Linked DNA regions of Homo sapiens: regions 2, 3 and 4 are each linked to region 1. The links are chromatin loops, found by intact Hi-C in ENCODE. Cell type or tissue: PC-9. All regions are shown on one strand. Links, peaks and the distances in the headings refer to the core of each region. The heading gives the core; the rest is flanking DNA.

Region 1 (4,454 bases), core at 300-4,299:
CTTTGTGGGGTCTTTGAGGGGAGATGAGGAGACATGGTCAGGTCCACCCAGCTGCGTTCTCCCTGGCAATATCAGTTCCAGCTGCCATGAGGACGTCTCAGATTTAATCCCTGGGCTATGTATGGGGTGGTGGGGTAGGAATGAGGTAGGGAAGAAGAGTGTTGGCTATGGACACCCAAGAGACAGCATGGCATAAGAGATTCAGCATGAGCTTTGAGCAAATCCCGGCTCAAATTCCTAGCTGTGTGACCTCAGACAAGTTACTCAACCTCTCTGGGCCTTGGTTTATTTCTCTGTAAATGCAGGACATGGAATATCTACATGACAGGATATGTATGAGGAGTTATTGAGAATAATGTATGCCAAAGCTGGTGTATCGTAGGTACTTAAAATACGGGAACTACCGTAGCCACAAATGTTTTCTCTCATCTAGGATATAAAATGCTGTGGCCGTGTTCCCAGCAGAGGGAATCAAATGCTGAGCCCTCTGCAGAGACACCACACTCCCTTGTCCTCTCTGGCTATTGTCTCAGCCTTGGTCTTTGAGCTTAGAAAGGCAGAGCTCCCCATTAACTCACAATGTGACTGTAAACAAGTTTCTTCCCCTCTCCAGGCCTGTTTCGCATCTATAAAATGAGGAGGTGGAAAGTACTTGGTCTTTAAGGCCCAGTCCATTGTAAGATAAAATCTCAAATCAGGAGAAATTTCTAACTGTAACCAAAGGGAGCAGGCAGGACCCAGACGCTGCAGGCGGTGAAGCCAGCTGAAACTGGCATGGTCATGCAGCCTGGGGCGGACGCTGTTGCCATCCTAGGAAGAGAGTGTAGGGCTCCATCCAACCGGTCCCACAACTCTGACCACCCCAAGTGAGAGATTCCTCTGTCTGCAGCCTGCATGGCCGTGGACACAGTCTGCGGCATTGCACCAAGGGACCTTCGTCCAGGGGGAGGGCTGTGTTTCCAGAGCTGGGAGCTGGGTGGGTGAGGCTCCATCCAGGCTCATGCTTCGTACCTGGAGCAACCTCGTACTTCCCTTCCTGCCTGTGCGGTCTCCTCCTCCCGCCAGTCCTCCCCAACCCTGTTTTTTCCCCTCCCTTCAGCATCTTCAGCTATTAAGGATGATAGCTTGGGCTTGGGCTCCAGCCTTCCAGCCTCTGCCCTCTCTCTCTCTCCCTCCTTCCTTCTTTCCTTTCTCCTCTTGCTTTTCCATCTTCTCCTTGTACTTCATTTCCTCCTCTCTTTCCTTCCTTCTCCAGTTCCTCCCTTTTCCTCCTTCACTGTTTGATTTTTAGCCCTCTGATTTTTTCTTCCTCTTCTCCACTCTTTATTTCTTTTCATCCTCCTCCCGGTCCTTTTTTCTGCTTTGTCACCTCCTTCGTTTTCTTCTCTCTCTGGCTGACTCAGGGGACCGGAGGTGGGCCTATCTGGAGTGAGTGAGTAAGTGTGTTGGGAGGTGAGGGTGGAGGGCTGGAGGGGGGCAGTGATCTGGCCTGAGCCCCTCCAGTATTGCTCCAGCCCCAGCCGCAGGAGGATCAGGAGTTCACCCGCAGGGCAGCTGTCAGCGGCTCAGTGGATGGATGAGTGAAAGTGTAGGGGGTGGGGAGGTGAAGTTGCTGGAGAGGGGGCCCTTTTTAAATAAAAATGAAAGGAGCTTGGCGGATGAAGTGACAGGGACTGTTTCATAATAAGCCCCACCCAAGGCACCTCTGCCAGGGGACCCAGCCCTGCTGCCCACCTCCCTCCAATCCTGTGCCCTGTCTCCATCCCCAAAGTTTCTTTCAGCACAGAGCCTGTTTGTTTCTCTGATCTTCTGGGCAGGCCAGAGAGCAGGCAATCCCCCACACTCAACTCCCCAGAACCACTCCCCGCCCAGCCTTCCCCATCTCCCACTGTGGGGCGGCTGGGATTGGAACCCTGGGCAACCTGCTCACAGAGTGATGTCTGGGCAGATTAGCACCCCAAAGCTGGCAGGCCTATTAGGAGGCCTTTGTGGGGGAGGAGACCAGGGGAGGCGAAAGGGATTTTCCATTCTCTGAGCAACTGGATTACACAGTCAGGGGATCAGGGAAGAACTGCTACTTAAGCTGCCTCTGCCCTGGCTCTCCGCCTCTCACGGGCTCAGCAGGGATCTTACCAAGCCCTGCCTTGCCTGCTTTTTGAAGAATCTTTATGTAACTTGAGTTAGGTTTAGGGGCAAAACCAAGTCTCATCTCCTGCCCAGCCCTGAGCTATTACACCAAACAGGAGCTCAAGAGGGCTCCGCTTGCCACCACTTCCGCCAAGCCTCACCTTCCACAGAGCCCCCAGGTCTGGAGGTGGATCTGGAAGGTGTGACTCAGAATGGTGAAGTGACTTGCTCTGAGTCACACCATGAGTGAAAGGCAACCAGGATAGCTACCTGACTGTGGACTGGATTTATGGGAGAATGTTCTCTGAAGAGTGAGCCAGGTCTGTGCCAGGGACTGGAAGGGGCCCAAGGCTCTGCTGTTCCCCCTACAAGAAGGAAGTTTGCAGTCTGGGCACGGTGGCTCACACCTGTAATCCGAGCACTTTGAGAGTCTAAGGCAGGAGGATTGATTGACCCCAGGAGTTCAAGACCAGCCTGGGTAACATAGGGAGACATCTCTATAAAAAATTTAAAAATTAGCCAGGTGTGGTGGCATGTTCCTGTGGTCCCAGCTACCTGGGAGGCTGAGGTGGGAGGATAGGTTGGGCCCATGAGTTGGAGCCATGATAATGCCACTGCACTCTAGCCTGGGTGACAGAGCAAGACCTTGTCTCAAAAAAATAAAAAAGAAGGAAGTTTGTTCCTGAGTTTTTTGTCAGCCCAATATATGCTTTAGAGGGAGGGGAACCCTACTCCCATTTGTTCTCTCAGGCTGCAGAAGACCAGACCACAGTGGATGGTGAAGAAGAGGAGAGATGTGGAGAAGATTAGGTTGAAAGAGTCCCAAGTCTTAAAGCCTACTCCCAGCCTTATCACTAACTTGCTGTGTGACCTTGGACAAACCACCTCTCCTCTCTGAGCTTCAGTTTTCTTATCTGCAAAATGGAGATGAAAACTTCTCTTTCAAGCATTGTCTTGAAGGGTGAATAAGACAAGGTACTAGAAGAGCATCAGGCACAGCCCCTGGCACATACAGCTGCTCCCTCAATAATAGTGGAAGCAAAGTCTTTTCCCCAGGAGCTGCTGGAAGCAGAATCTTCCACCCAGGAGCTGTGCCCACTCCCTAGGATAGCAGGCTCTGCTACACAGCCAAGCAACTGGTTCTTCCCACCAGGAGGGCAAATCCATCAGATTCAGCAAGATTGGCCTCCCCAGCCTGGCATAAGGTTACTGGGGGGTCATGACCCCATACCTTAGGTCCACTTTCTAGAAACAGTCCGCACACAAGAGGACCAAAGACCCCCACCCTAGCCCTGTGTGGCCCCTGAAGGCCTTTTGCTGACAAAGTGGTCATCTCTGACCTTCCTGATGGCCTATGCTCCTTCCAACCAGAAAATGTCTGTGATCCTGTGACCCCTAGAAGCCCTGCCTTGCTAATGGTTTTATGATCTTCCCTACAGAATTCTCTCTTTGCCTTCTATACCTCTCAGCCCCTTTCAGTAGGTCCTAGTCAAAATAAACAACATTTATGACCAGAGCAAGATTCAAGGTCTGCATTGCAAACAAATGCAGAGCTCTTTGAAGGTGCCTGGGGAATCCATCACTTCCTGGGGTGTGACGTTCCCCAGGCCCAAGGGGAGGTAGGCCCTGGGAAGGGACTCAAGCCTGAGAAGCTGGGCCCTGGATCAGAGTTTAGAGTCTGAGGATCCCCTACTGCCTCTCCCTCCTCAGCACCAAACTCATCCTCTATGCAAGAGGAGAGGGGAGGGGAGAAGAGGGACTGGGCATGGCATGAGAGGTCCGCTGTGCCCAGCAACCTCTCCTACGCTATGTTCAAGGCCACCTTGGTGGCCAGGACTTGATCCATATGTCATCAGGGGAGAAGACAAAATGAAAGAGAGGGGGGAAAATACAGAGATAAACAAAGACACAGGCAGCAAACAGGAGTGAATGAGAGGGTTAGAGACCAAACCCAAGGGTCTCAGCCTTGATCCCTACTCTGGCACTCACCTGGACAGAAGAGCCGCCACCATGGCCACGCTGGGACAACTTTCCTAAAGAAAACTCATCCAAAACTCTGCAGGCCAGTGTAGCTAAAGGGAGAGAGGGAAAGAGAGAAGCAGGCTCCCGTCTGAGTTTCTCTCGGAGGCCTGAGTGAGTGATTACACAGAGGGAAAAGTGGAGGCCCTCCATACAGAATGAAAACCCTCTCCTCCATCCCACCACAGATGAGAGGCAGAAGCCCTCCCCCATACTCTCCTAAACATCCTCCAACAGAGAAGCGGCCCGCAGGCGGCAGCTCAGGCTGTGTTGTCTCAGTTTTGCCTTCTGCACGCTACTGTGGATGA
Region 2 (4,454 bases), core at 154-4,153, 200 kb before region 1:
AGTAATAAAATGGCATTTCTTTTCCAATTGTCTCTCATTGAGACCTCTTGGTAATTCAGATTGATTGTCTTACAGCCCAGCACAGGGACTGACTGAGTGAAGTTTGTCTGGGCCCGGGCTTTTATTGCTGTCTCAGGAACTGAATGATATACACAGCCAGATTATTCTCCAGCTGCCCAAGGGTTCTGTCCTTTCCAGTCAGGGGCAAGCCCTGAAGGTGGGTGAGGCGAGGAGGCTCCTTCAAGTCTGGAACCAGGCTTCTGGACTCCTGGCCCAGTGCTCTGTTTAGAGCAGCTGATACATTACCAGGAACAGGCCTATGATAGTCTTCATCACCTGCCTCAGCCAGGACCACGGTGCCTCAGCATTCCCAGTGGCTTTAGGCTTTGTCTGCAGTGGGAATGTCTTGTCCATCCCCTAAGATCCATCCATCTGGGAGTCCCAAGATGCTCCCAGAGGTGCAGCCCCACACCCTTCCTGTGGCTCTGCCTAAGCTCTTGGTGCCTGAGGGAACGGAGAGAATCAACAGCTTCTTAGTTTTGAGCTGTTTATCAGTTTTTTTGTTTTTTGTTTTTGAGATGGAGTCCTTGCTTTGTCGTCCAGGCTGGAGTGCAGTGGCACAATCTCGGCTCACTGCAACCTCTGCTTCCTGGGTTCAAGTGATTCTCCTGCCTCAGCGTCCCGAGTAGCTGGGACTACAGGTGCATGCCACTACGCCTGGCTAATTTTTGTGTTTTTAGTAGAGACGGGGTTTCACCATGTTGGGCAGGCTGGTCTTGAGCTCCTGACCTCAGGTGATCCACCAGCCTCAGCCTCCCAAAGTGTTGGGATTACAGGCGTGAGCCACTGTGCCCGGCCCGTTTTGTTTTTATGAGCAGGGAGAGTCAGAGGTTCTGGGGTGCTGAGAGTGAATCTGGGGTCTGGCAGGGCACTATACACCCCCTCACCCCAACAGCTAAACCAACAGCTAGAATCTCTGCTCTGAAGGCTCTTGAAAGTCCTGTGTTGAAAGGGCCAGACCCCCACCCCTGGGAGCAAGGCCAACCTCGTGTCCCCTTGTACCCTCTCCTTTCTATTTCTGTAAATTTTTTTAGTTCTCCTCCTGGCCCTGTCTCCTCTTTCCCTCATTTCTGTATCCCCATCCCCTCAGACCCATCTACCCCTCAACCCCATCTGACTGCCGATTGAAAAGGCCTGATAATAATGTGAAATAATATAGTATCACCCAGAGGCTGCTGACAGGCAGTGTGGCCACCTCTGAAAACAGGCAGGGAGGCAGGGAGGGCAAGGAAATTATAGGCTGCACAAAGGAGAAAAAGTTAAAGTGAGAGCTCCATAAAAGAAAGTGGAACTATTATGCTGCAAAATGCCAACTCATTACAAAGCGGCCAAATAAGAGAGAAATACGGCGCTGCCTGTAATAGCAGTTTACAAGGGAACATTGTACAGCAACAGAAGAGACGCTGCTATAATTTGCTCTAACAACTCCAATTATCCCTTTTATTGATTTGGCAACACATTTAATAGGAGTAGCCACACCTCTTCTGTTACAAATCATTAAAGGTGTTGAACGGTGTAATTTTAAAATTGTCCTCCTACAGTTGTCAGTATGACAGCATAATTCCCCCTGATTTCGGCTATGTAAACACCGAGGCACAGTCATTTCCCCCTTACAAGGCCAGAGATGTTGTCAGCCTGGGGTTTTTGTGCAGAAACATCCATTTAATGCGTATCTTTTTTTCCCCAGCCCGCACTCCTAATTGCAGTGAGGTTTGGTTTACTCTTTTTTTTTTTTCCTTTCTCTCTCACTCCTTCCCTCTTTTCTTCCAACTAAGAGGTGTGTGTGATGGGGGAGGTCAGGGACGGAAATAAACAGGCGGTTTGGTCTTCTCTTTCTTCCCTGGCAGCCTTAATTGCTACTTAAGCGTGGGCCCTGCACTTAACATCCGGGGGGCAGGCCCGGTGCGTGGTGCACGCCGGGCGCGCTGTGCACAGTCTCCGGAGGCCGCCAGTGCGACCCCGCCCCACCCGCGCACCCCCGCCCGGAGGGCCCCAGCGCGCATGCGCTCGCCGCAGGGCGGCCTGCGGGGCTGTGGACGCGAGGCCAGCTCGTAGGGGGCTGGGCGGTCAGCGGGGTCAAGGGACAGCCACGCTGGGACGGAGGACGGGGACAGGGGAGCCCCTGCGGCGCCACTTCTTCCTCTCCGAGTCCTGTCTGCCCTTGATGGAGCCACTGGTGGGGTTACTTGCTGGCGGTCGGCCACTTTCGCCCCTCCCTCGCCAGCCCGCCAGCTCCCTAAGGTTTTGTGGTTTTTTGTCACCACCACACCTCAGTGTTGAGCTAAGTGAGGACGTCCCCCCAGCAAATGTATTGGACGGAAGGAAACGCTGTGCGGGAGGAGGCGGAGGAAAGTAGGCCACCCGGGGCTCAAGTGGTGAGAAGAGGCAGCCAGGCAGGGTGGAAGGTGGGGTGTGGCCAGCTTGTTGGGTGTCCCACCCTGTGCTGTTGGGGGCGTGGAGGGTAGTGTGGGGTGGCCAGGGCGGGCTCACGTCCTCATCCCCCTCCTCTTTCCCAGAACCACACCCAAACCCTCTTCAACCCCCTGTGTGTGGGCTGTGGCAGGGGTCAACCTCTTGTGTTCAGGTCCCCTAGGGGCCCACCCCACTCTACTAGGAACCAGGGGTCGGATGCTGTCAGGGGAAGCCGTGTGGCTTGAGGAGTCGAGACCCTTTCCAAATCCACCCCTGTGGAATCTTGAGCAAATCCCCACACCCAACTTAGCTTCAGTGTGGTGGAGGTGGGCCCAGCGCCTCTCTTGAGGGAGTGCTGCTGTAGGTACCTTCCAGCAGGCCAGGCTCCTGAGCTGGGATCACCATGAAGCTGGCATCTCTCCTGGTAGCACCTATTCTGGGGCCTTGAGCTCCGACACTCTTACGCTGGAGTTGAACTTAAGCTGCAGCGGGAGGGCTTTAAGCTAGACCCGCAGAATTTGAGCTCTAAGGACTTGCTTAAGATTGGGAGAGTAACTTCTTCTGCAAGGGGGCCAGCAGAGGGGCTCTCGGGTTGAAGGAGGGTTATGCTGGCCCAAGCATTGCCATCATAGCCACAGCTGGGCTGTGCCTCAGAGTCTGCAGGAGCAGGGCCCTTGGCCTTGGCTCCCAGGACAGTTGGGAGATGGAGGGCAGCCCCAGTAGCTGCCATCTTCCTGTCATCTACCCACACGTCTCCAGATCTGTTTGCCTGCATCAGGGCCTGACTCCTGCCCCACATGGGCCTGTGTACCATTCAAGAAGAAAGCTTAGCTGTCTCCAACCCCGGCATTCCCACAAGGGAAAGCTTGAGATCTGCTGAGGGAGGGTCCTGGGAAGAGGCCTTCTTCTGTTCTCCTGTACAGCAGAGGTGTTGGCATGTGCACGTGTGTGTCTGCATGTGTGTGCATCTGTGAACATCTGTCTGTGGCTCTCGTTCTGAGCACCTGTGTGTCTCCGCTTCTGCCTTGTTCTGTCTTGGCACCTCTGGGTGTCTGTATGTCTTTTTCTAATCCTGGCTCTCTTCTTGTGCTTCTCTGGGCCTCGTCTTTTCATCTTTGTGTTTTTTGCTTACTGTATTGTAATATCCATTTCCATGCTGGAATTCTCCTACCAGACCATGGGCTCTGTGAGGGCAAAGACTGTCTTTTATCTTCCCATGTGTGCACATAGTAGGAGCCTAGTACATTTCTGTGGAGTAAATGAATGGAGATCTGGCTCTGTTAAGAATCCCTTAGTGTCTGTGTCTCTGGCTGCCTGACTTTCTGGGTCTCTGTGACCCTCAGAAGCTAGTTTTGTGGTTCTGTGTAGGGGTATACCTGGTTTATTCCCATGCATATGTGTATTTCTTGTGGTAGTTTTTCTCTCCTTGTCTATGTCTGTTTCAGGTTTGTTGATCTGCCTGAATGTCTCTGCATGTGGCCCCACATCTCTCCTCATGCCTGCTGGTCTCAGAGTATAATGGATGCTGAGTCCAAAGCAGGTGTTTCCTGGGCATTCGTGGCAGGGGAATTGGACTTCCAAATCTGCCCCCTCTCCACGTGGGTGAGCTTCTCCCAGACTCTCCATCATAAGAGGCTGTGAGCACCCGAAACTGATCACCTTCTCAGCCTAGAATGGGAGTGAGCTGTGGTCCTCTCCCTCTCTTCCTCTCACTGTGACCCCAATCACAGCACCTGCCCTTCTCTAATTGGCTGATGTCAATGGAAGGGGGAAGGGAAGGCTGATGTCCAAGGAGGAAATCCCATTAGGTGAGCCAGAGCCAAGTTATTAGTGGTTAAGATGTAATTGGAGTTGGTGAATAATCTCATTCAATTCATCACGTATTTATGGCGCATCCAGCTGTGTGACCTTGGGTGCGGTGTTTCACCTCTCTGATGAAATAAGACCTTAATGTTTGCCAAGGACCCTGGATTTCTGAGATT
Region 3 (4,454 bases), core at 252-4,251, 190 kb before region 1:
CAGCACGGGGCATACATTATGCCAGCAAAAGCAAAAGGCGGCGGCATGAGTGCGGGCAGCTGGAGGACCCCGTGGCCCTGGATGAATGGCCGAGGGGAGCGCTTGGATGGTGCCCGCAGTGTGGTCGGCTGCAGGGGTGCCAGTCGGGGACACCCAGGGGCTCCCTGAGCTCTGGGGGTTTATGGCAGAGCAATGAGGAGGGGTTGCAGTGCAGGCAATTCTTTGGTTCCATTCTGACATTGCACAGAGGGGGAAACTGAGGTCTGGAGAGGGGAAGGGGTGTGTCTGGGGCCTCCTACTGAGGGAGGGCAGAGCAGGTTCCTCTGATTCTGGGGTATTTATCCAGATCCATGCCTCGCCTGTGCAGTGGCTGAGAGATGGGAGCCTCCCATAACCCAGTCCACTGTCCACGTGGAGATGTGGAGGGGTCATATACTGTTAATACCTGTGGGTCCCTCCCTCCCTCCCTTCCTCCAGCACATTTTCTTGGAGTGCCCATGAGAAGCCAGGCACTGGGGAATGTGCGGGCACTGTGGTCATGGGCGCACTGTGTGTAACCCCCCAGCCATCCTCCTCCCTCCATCTACTATGGAACTACCCTCTCCAGCAAAGGGGGCAGGCAGACCTGGGCAGAGAGGTTCACAGTGTCCTCAAGCCAAGCCTAAGGCCAGATGGGGACAAGCTGTGCAGTGAAAGACTAGAGGCTAGGTCAGCAGAACTGGGCTTTGTGTAGCCTGGGAGGGGGACACTTCTCTGGCCCCTTTCCCATCTGTGAAATGGGAACAATAATGTAGCCCACTTCATAGGGTGGTTGAAAGGACTGATGAGATAGTTTATAGAAGAAGGTTTGTTAGCACGTTGCCTGGACACACTAAGTGCTCGGTAAGCCTGTTATTATCTTTATAATGATTGTTCCTCTGGTGGCCCTAAGGACCTTCTGGACAGCTCAGTACTGCTTCCTTCATCTGACCCAGGGTGGGGCCTCCAGGGAAAGGCATCTGAGCTGTAAGTGAATGTTTTATCCTTGTCACATGCTCCCATAGAGGGGAGGCCTTGGCGTTGTCTGAGTCCATTCCTTTCAGTTGGCTGATGAGAACTGAGCCCAGGGAAGAAAGGGCCCAGCTCAGGGCACACCGCAGGCTCCAGGCAGAACTGGACAAAGGACCGGGTCTCACAGCCATGGCAAAACCTTGCATGCTTTCTTTGGCAGCATCCTGCCTTCTGGGTTGCTTCTGCCTGGGAGGCTGGCCAGGCAGGAGAGTACTGGTGCATGGCTGCAGCCATCAGGGGAAGAGGGGACCCAAGGCCCTGCCACCAGCCCCAGGGACCCTGAGCCCATATCTGAGGCTGTTCTGGTCTCTTGCCTCCTCAGAATGACCTGGGCCAGGCTTGGAAATGCCAGCGCTTTTAGCAGTTGATTGATCTGCATTTGGTTTGGCTCAGGCCAACTGAGAGGGGCAGCATCAACAGCGCAGGGATTTAGTGATTGAGGGGGAGATGGACTACAGACTGGAAGAGGGGCTCCGGACAGACGCTGGGGAGTCTAGAGGGTCAGCCTGGGGGTCGCTGACCACAGAATCTGCAGTATGAGCACAGGAGCCACTCTGGCCCTGTAGGACTAGTGGGGAAAACCAACACAATAAAAGTTCTTACAAACAACCAGTGCAGTGAATGAGAAAACTACAGGAGTACAGAGGAGGGAGGAGCCAGCCTGGTCCAGGGTGGGGAATGGAGAGCCCAGGAGACAGTAGAGTCAAGACTGGAAGATTAGATAGTGGACACGGTGGGGAAGGGCATTCCAAGCAGAGGGAACAGCCTGTGTAAAGACCCGGAGGCAAAGAAGAGCGCGGGATGAGTGGGAACAGTGAGGAGGTGGGTGTGTGCATAGGGGAGGGGGAGGCATGTTGGGAAGAACCTCAAATGCCAGAGGAAGAAGACAGGGCTTTATCCAGTGCATCAATGGGGTCCCCTGAGTGTTCCAAATAGCTGGAAATGCTCACCTCCTGGAAAATTGGGCTCTACCAGTGACCACTGCCCTTGTCAACTCCCTGCCCCGCAATGTCCCCAGCTGTTATTGAGTTAGTGAACTCAATAAGGGGCTGATAAATGATGGCAGAGCCTGGCAGGAGTGGCAGAATGTGGAGCGGAAAGAGCATAGACTCTGGAATGCCTGCATCTCATGGATTTAAAATTAAATCTCCGTTTCAAGTTGTGTGACTTTGGGGGCTAGGCATGTAACCTCCCTGGACTCAGTTTTCTAATCTATAAAGTGGGGACAACAGCTGTCTCCAAGCATAACTGTGAGAATTATCTGGGGATGGTGTGAAGTGCCTGGCATGTCGCAGCCTTGAAACAAATGCCAGTTCTCCCTCCCCCACCCACCACAGGCTGCCAGCATTCCAGCTGGGGCAGTGTGTCCCAGTACCTTGTCCTTGCCCTCCTCAGGCAGCGCTCACCTGCAGGCAGCCCTGTGGGCTGTCACTCATCATCTGCCCTGTGCCCAAGCATTGTCTCCCTTGCTTTTGCTGACAGTGATGTCCTGGCTTTGGTCCCAGCCTGTCCTCCTTGGCAGAACACCTGGCATTTCACTCCACCCTCGCCCCCAACCGGTAATACCTGTCAGCCCAGCCTTGCCAACATCCCTAGATGTGACCTACACCTGCCTAGACCCACAGACTGTTCCCTAGACCCTTTTGGCTGTCCAGGCCAGACCTGTCCCTAGTCCACATGTCAGTTCCGTGCCCTGTAACACAGCTAGCTACTGGGAGGTTCTGGACCCTGGAAGGTCTCAGGGTTCCCCTGCAGCTTGGGTTGGGTGCAGGGGTAGATTCAGGGTGGCAGGCTCAGCTCAACCTCACAGAGAGAGTTATGGCTGAGAGTTATTTCCTGAGAGTCAGGAAACTTGGCTGAACCCTGGCTAATGGGCTGTGTGGCTGTGGGCAATACACTGGCCCTCTCTGGGCCTCAGATTTTTAACCAATAATTGGAGAGAATCCATCCCTAAGGCCTGTTCTGGCTCTAATGGTCTCGGATTCTAGGAGGAAAGGGCCAGAAGTCTGCAGCAAAGGTCTGTAACCCCCTTCCTCTGTGCCCTGAAAGGGGCAGCAGGAAAGCCTCATATCCCAGCGCAGCCCCGCCTCCGCTGTCTTGGCGAGGCACGCACTCACTCCTTGGGATTTACAATGGGCTGAATTCATTTGCATAACAAAATTGGCTCGGGTATCCAAGTGTTGCAGGAAGACAAGTGTAACATTACGCAGAACAAGCAGCTGGGAGGAAGGTTACCACCAACAATGAGGGAACAAGATGCCCGCCCACCTGCTGCCTCTGCCAACCTTTCATCCACAGGCATGGGGGGCTGCCCGGGGGCAGTGTCAGGGGTGGGGGAGAAGAGATCTGCAGGCATGGGAGATGGCTGCCTGCCCAGGGATCTGGGCTGGGTGGATGGGTCGGATGGGAGGGGAACTCCTGCTCCTAGGGTCTTCTCACTGTTAGGGTGAAGAGGTTTCCTTTGCTATTTCTAAATGCCTGCACCATTTAAATGGTCCCAAAATTATCTCCCCACTCTCAGGACTTGATAACACAAGAACTTAACCACTAACCATGCACCGGTCCACTCATCCACTCTCATCCATTCACTCGCTCATCCACACATCTGCCATCTATCCACCTGCCACCATCCATCCGCCTGCCACCATCCATCCATCCATTCATCCATTCACTCATCAATTTACCCATCCGCTCATCTCCCCATCCATCTGCCTATCCATTCTTTCATCCTTCCACGCACCTTCCCACTCTCACCCACTCACCTATACACTCATCTATTTACTAATCCCTCTGCCCACCCATGTGTCCATCCATCTATCCTTCCATCCACCCACTCATCCACTTACTCATCCACCAGGCCCCTCATTAATTCACCCATCCACCCTTGCATCCATCTAACAAAGCCAGATGTTGGACACGTGTTTGTGCCAGGTACAGCACTGGGGATTTCTCTGTGCCTCAGCTTCTTCGTCTATAAAATAAGGGTAATAATGGGATCTACCTCACAAGCTTGACCATGGCCCAGACTAAGTGCTGTGTAAGTGTTTTCTGATGTTAATCTTATTAGGCACTGGGGAATCTAAAGGTAAATAAAACAGAGTTGCTGCCCTAAAGGAAATCACACACTTCCTGGGGAAAAATGCAAGAAAACTGGCATTAGGGTCCCTCGTGGGATGTGCTCATCTGTAGGGAAATATTAAGGGTTGCGGGACGGCCAAAGCTTGGGCGTCCTGTCTCATTCCAGGCTCATTTGGGAGGTAGGAGGGGACAAGAAGTATCGTTATTGATCTTTGTATATTACAGATGAGGAAACTGAGGCCTAGGAGAGTTAAAGGACCGCCCAAGACCACACCACCGCACAGAGACACCAGGACTGAACGCTTGTGTCTTCTGACTTGCAGCTT
Region 4 (4,454 bases), core at 302-4,301, 71 kb before region 1:
TACAGGCGTGAGCCACTGAGCCTGGCCAATTCCTGCTAATTCTTTAGACACTTAGCCCTGGCTGAATGTTGGGATCCCCTGGGAAACTCTACACACTTTCCCAAGCTAGGATCCACCGCAGAAGATGCAGCCAGAATCTCTGGGGGCTCTGGGCAGAGTCTTCAAAGCCCTCTTACAAGTGCCCCAGGAGGCTTTCCCTAATGCCTCAGGCTGTTAGAGACCCACCCCCTCTGTTGCCTCAGCTCCTGAGGTAGATCTCCACAGGTCACACCTATCACAGGACAGGGTAGTTTTCTGCTTACCTTTCTGTCTAGACCTCTCACCCCAGACTGTGAACGCCCTGAACTTAGGGCCAGGGGCACTCACCATTGCCCCCTGGGCTTAACCCTGCACTCGGTGGGCTGCGGGAGGTTGGGAATGAGAGCAGGTCTTAAGTCATCTTCCCATCTCCTCTACCTGCAGCAGAGGCTGCGTAGAGCTGGTCCTGGTGTGCACATTGAATGTGTGATGATCGCATTTCATTTCACCCTCTGAGATGTGAGGATGGGAGGAGAGTTAGCAGAGGTCCCTCATCCTGCCTAGTGGGGGTGCAGATGGGGTTTCAGGACAACTCCTCCCCTGTTCCCGCCCCAGTGCTTTTGATTTTTTTATTTTTAATTTTTCTTTTTAGAGACAGGATCTCACTGTGTCACCCAGACTGCAGTGAGGTGATGCAATCATAGCTCACTGCAGCCTCGGAACTCCAGGCTCAGCCTCCGAAAGATCTGGAAATACAGGACTGAGCCACCGCACTCAGCCACCCACTGACTTTTTTTTTTTTTTTTTTTTTGAGATGGAGTCTCACTCTGTCACCCAAGCTGGAGTGCAATGGTGCAATCTTGGCTCACTGCAACCTCCACCTCCCAGGTTCAAGTGATTCTCTTCCCGTGCCTGAGGCTCCCAAGTAGCTGGGATTACAGGTGAGCATCACCATGCCCAGCTAATTTTTGTATTTTTAGTAGAGACGGGGTTTCACCATGTTGGCCAGCCAGGTCTCGAACTCCTGACCTCAAGTGATCCTCCTGTCTTGGCCTCCCAAAATGCTGAGATTATAGACATGAGCCACTGTGCCCGGCCCACCCACTGATTTTTAAATGCTTTCAACATGGGGAGGTGAGAGTTTAGATCAGAGATCAGCAAACTTTTTCTGCAAAGAGCCAGGGTAGGCCGGGCACAGTGGCTCACGCCTGTAATCCCAACACTTTGGGAGGCAAGGCGGCTGAATCACCTGAGGTCAGGAGTTCAAGACCAGCCTGGCAAATATGGCGAAACCCCGTCTCTGCTGAAAATACCAAAACTAGCCAGGTGTGGTGGTATGCACCTGTAATCCCAGCTACTCGGGGGACTGAGATAGGAGAATCGCTTGAACCTGGCAGGTGGAGGTTGCAGTGAGTCAAGATTGTGCCACTGCACTCCAGCCTGGGCGACAGAGTGAGACTCCATTAAAAAAAAAAAACAACAAAAAAAACAGAGAGCCAGGGTAGTAAATATTTTAGGATTGATGGGCCATAAACTCTTTGTCTCAACTACTCAACTCTGCTGTGGTTGTTCAAAAACAGCCAAAGACGTAACATAAATGAGTAGGCGTGGCTGTGCTCCATAAATGCTTTATTTATGGATGCTGAAATCTGAATTTCATATAAGTGTCACATGTCACAACATTTCTCCTGTTGATTTTTTTCAACCTTTAAAAAAGTCATCCTTCATTCGTGGCCATATACAAACAGGGGCAGGCCACCTGGAGTAGGCCAATGGGCCATCATTTGCAGATTCCTGGATTAGGTGAAGTTCCCAATTCCAAGCTTGCAGCCCAGATCTGCTCTCCCCCGTCCCCTCCACCCCACTCACTCCTGAGGTTACCAGGGACCTGGGCCACACCAGCTGCCCCTCGATAAGATAAAGGTATGTGTGTGAAGGGACAGGAACAAGTGAGCGGAAATCCTGATCCCTCCAGGGATGGGGGCGGGAGCGTGAAGGCTGTGAATTTGAGAGACGTGCTGATGAGTAATGTGGTTTCACTTCAGGTCATTTCCTGAAAGTCAGATCCACTTTGCACGTGAGGACAAGAGTGGGAGCTTCCGAATTCACTCTCGGGGCCTCCAAATTAAAAGCCAAATAGGATGTAGCTTTTGCCTGGGCTGCATCTTCATCTGTCAAGAGCAGTTATCTTCAGTGTGCCACTGGGGCCTGCTACTGTCTGTCATTCACCCCCACCCAGTGCCTGTGGGGGCATGCACACCCCAGCAGGGGGAGGTATCCAGTAACGGGTCCAGATACCACTGGTTATTCCAACAAGGAGGGAGGTGAGATTAGGGGCCCCTGAGGGAGGACTTACCCAGCCAGGTCTTTAGAGGAACCTGCCACCTCTGGCCCAAACTTCTAGCCAGTCTTGCCACTTAGGGCCTAGGCTAGACTCTTGGAGGTTCTCTCTGGAAAAGGGTTGGGAATGCTCTACAAAGGCCCAGTTATCTAGAGAGGAAGGAAAATAGCAGAGTCTGATGCTCAGAAACTGCCAGCTTCCGGCCTTGCACCGTGGCTCACATCTGTAATCCCAGCACTCTGGGAGGCCCAGGCGGGAGGATTGCTTGAAGCCAGGAGTTTGAGACCAGCCTGGGCAATATAATGAGACCCCGTCTCTATAAGAAACATAAAAAATTAGCCAACGTGGTGGTGCATGCCTGTAGTCCCTGCTACTCAGGAGGCTAAAGCAGGAGGATCACTTGAGCCCAGGAGGTCAAGGCTGCAGTAAGCTAAGATTGCACCACTGCACTCCATTCCAGGCTAGAGTGAGACTCCATCTCTAAAGAAAAAACAAAAAAAAAACATGCAACAAAACTGCCAGCCCCAGCCCCTGCGGGGAGAGATGGGAAAGAAGGCAGGAAGACGGATGGTGACTCAGAGAAGACCCAGAAAGGAAGGGCCTCTGAGTCACATACTCAGATTCCTAATCTCAGCCCAGACCTTGACTTGCTGTGTGACCTTGGGCCAATTGCTTTGTCTCTCTGAGTTTAAATGTCCTCAACATGGAGAGTCTTACCAGCTTTGGCCCATCTCAAGCCTGTACAGTTTAAGGCCCACAGGAAGCCCAAGAGAGCATCTCGTAGGCCCCGAATGTCATTCCTGTGCAAGACTGAAAGTCAGTGTGTCCCGGAAGACAGCCTGGACGCAGTGTGTTCTGCAGTAGGACCACTGAACTCATGACACCCTGTTCTTTCCTTGCTCTCCCCCGCAGCAGCAGTCTGGGGGCCTAGAAGCTGAGCTGACCTGTTTCTTTGTCCTCCTTGCCCCCAAAAACTCCATAGGAAAAGACACTCTTTGTAATCAGAAGACTTAGGTTAAGACTCAGCTCATCACCAGTCACGTGATCGCTGGCAAATGACCTCTCTGAACTTCGGGATTCTCATCTATAAAATGAGTCTAACAACATCTCATTGGGCTGTGGTGACAAGTTGTCTTAGGAATGTGAAATTGCTTTGTAAACATAACGGGCCACACCTGATATATATTTACATTTTTCCCGCTACTCACAGCCAGTCACAGTCGTCTCACTATGTTCTAATGCCATCCTAGCCATGGTGCAGAGATAGAACCAGAGTGGACAAGGACTCTGTTGACACCCTGCCCCATCCCCACCCCCTGATTTGTCAATGGTGGAAGCTGCAATGCTGGACTCCTAGACTTGATTTATTGGAGAATGGGGCTTTCATTCCCATTTGCTTCAACCAGCCCCGGCTGGGTCCCCACACCCTGGGTGGCTGAGCCAGGCTGGGATGTGACCTCCTAGCCATGCTCTCTGGGCCCTATGGCCCTGGTCTATCACCTCTGCTCCCACCCAAATAATCCAAGGCCTTGAACCTGGCCTCCCTGCCTTGCTGTCTGAGAATCAATGGTCCCACACCTCCCAAGATGACTGAGAAGGAGAACGCTTCTACCCCACCTTCTCCCATGTATGGGTGCCATGCCTTCTCTGTAAAAACAATCCAATATTGTTTGAAAACTTATAAGAGCAGAATATGCTCCTTAGAAGACACTTAAATACAGGAATATATAGGAAAAAGAAAAGGAAGAAAGAAATGTGGTCTAATATCCAGAATTTACGAGGAACTTAAACAAATTTACAAGAAAAAAATCCCATCAAAAAGTGGGCAAAGGATATGAACAGACACTTCTCAAAAAAAGACATTTACGCAGCCAACAAACATATGAAAAAAAGCTCAACATCACTGATCATTAGAGAAATGCAAATCAAAACCATAATGAGATACCATCTCTCACCAGTTAGAATGGCAATCATTAAAAAGTCAAGAAACAATAGATGCTGGTGAGGCTGTGGAGAAATAGGAATGCTTTTACACTGTTGGTGGGATTGTAAATTAGTTCAACCATTGTGGAAGACAGTTTGTGGATTCCTCAAG

The links. Peaks named below come from ENCODE experiments on the same cell type or tissue, not always from the same donor. Only the 100,000 strongest peaks of a DNase experiment are listed, where the experiment ranks them.
Region 2: a loop joins it to region 1, with 14 times the contacts of the local background. A loop is called at or near these places in 2 of 110 quality-filtered maps.
Region 3: it touches region 1 in a loop (7-fold over the local background); 2 of 110 quality-filtered maps call a loop at or near these places.
Region 4: it touches region 1 in a loop (4-fold over the local background); 10 of 110 quality-filtered maps call a loop at or near these places.

The regions. Positions count from the first base shown.
Region 1 is chr17:36,919,375-36,923,828 of GRCh38, forward strand. The region is part of intron 1 of LHX1-DT (LHX1 divergent transcript); the gene reads right to left. Among named protein-coding and RNA genes, the nearest start is that of LHX1-DT, 15 kb to the right of the region's middle. RefSeq lists an enhancer at 1,586-2,782. In PC-9, for the core only: no CTCF peak of the experiment used is centred there; DNase peaks (open chromatin) are centred at 817, 1,467 and 2,327; H3K4me3 peaks cover 3,207 bases; H3K27ac peaks cover 4,000 bases.
Region 2 is chr17:36,720,374-36,724,827 of GRCh38, forward strand. The region is part of intron 2 of LOC105371750 (a long non-coding RNA gene); the gene reads left to right. Among named protein-coding and RNA genes, the nearest start is that of MRM1, 120 kb to the left of the region's middle. In PC-9, for the core only: no CTCF peak of the experiment used is centred there; no DNase peak of the experiment used is centred there; H3K27me3 peaks cover 1,941 bases.
Region 3 is chr17:36,728,785-36,733,238 of GRCh38, forward strand. LOC105371750 (a long non-coding RNA gene) reads left to right here. Exons shown (of 8, transcript XR_007065730.1): 3 at 4,354-4,454. Among named protein-coding and RNA genes, the nearest start is that of MRM1, 130 kb to the left of the region's middle. In PC-9, for the core only: no CTCF peak of the experiment used is centred there; a DNase peak (open chromatin) is centred at 2,537; H3K27me3 peaks cover 1,844 bases.
Region 4 is chr17:36,847,991-36,852,444 of GRCh38, forward strand. No RefSeq gene overlaps it. Among named protein-coding and RNA genes, the nearest start is that of LHX1-DT, 86 kb to the right of the region's middle. RefSeq lists an enhancer at 1,807-3,006. In PC-9, for the core only: a CTCF peak has its summit at 2,303 (motif pointing right); DNase peaks (open chromatin) are centred at 2,901 and 3,471; H3K27ac peaks cover 1,885 bases.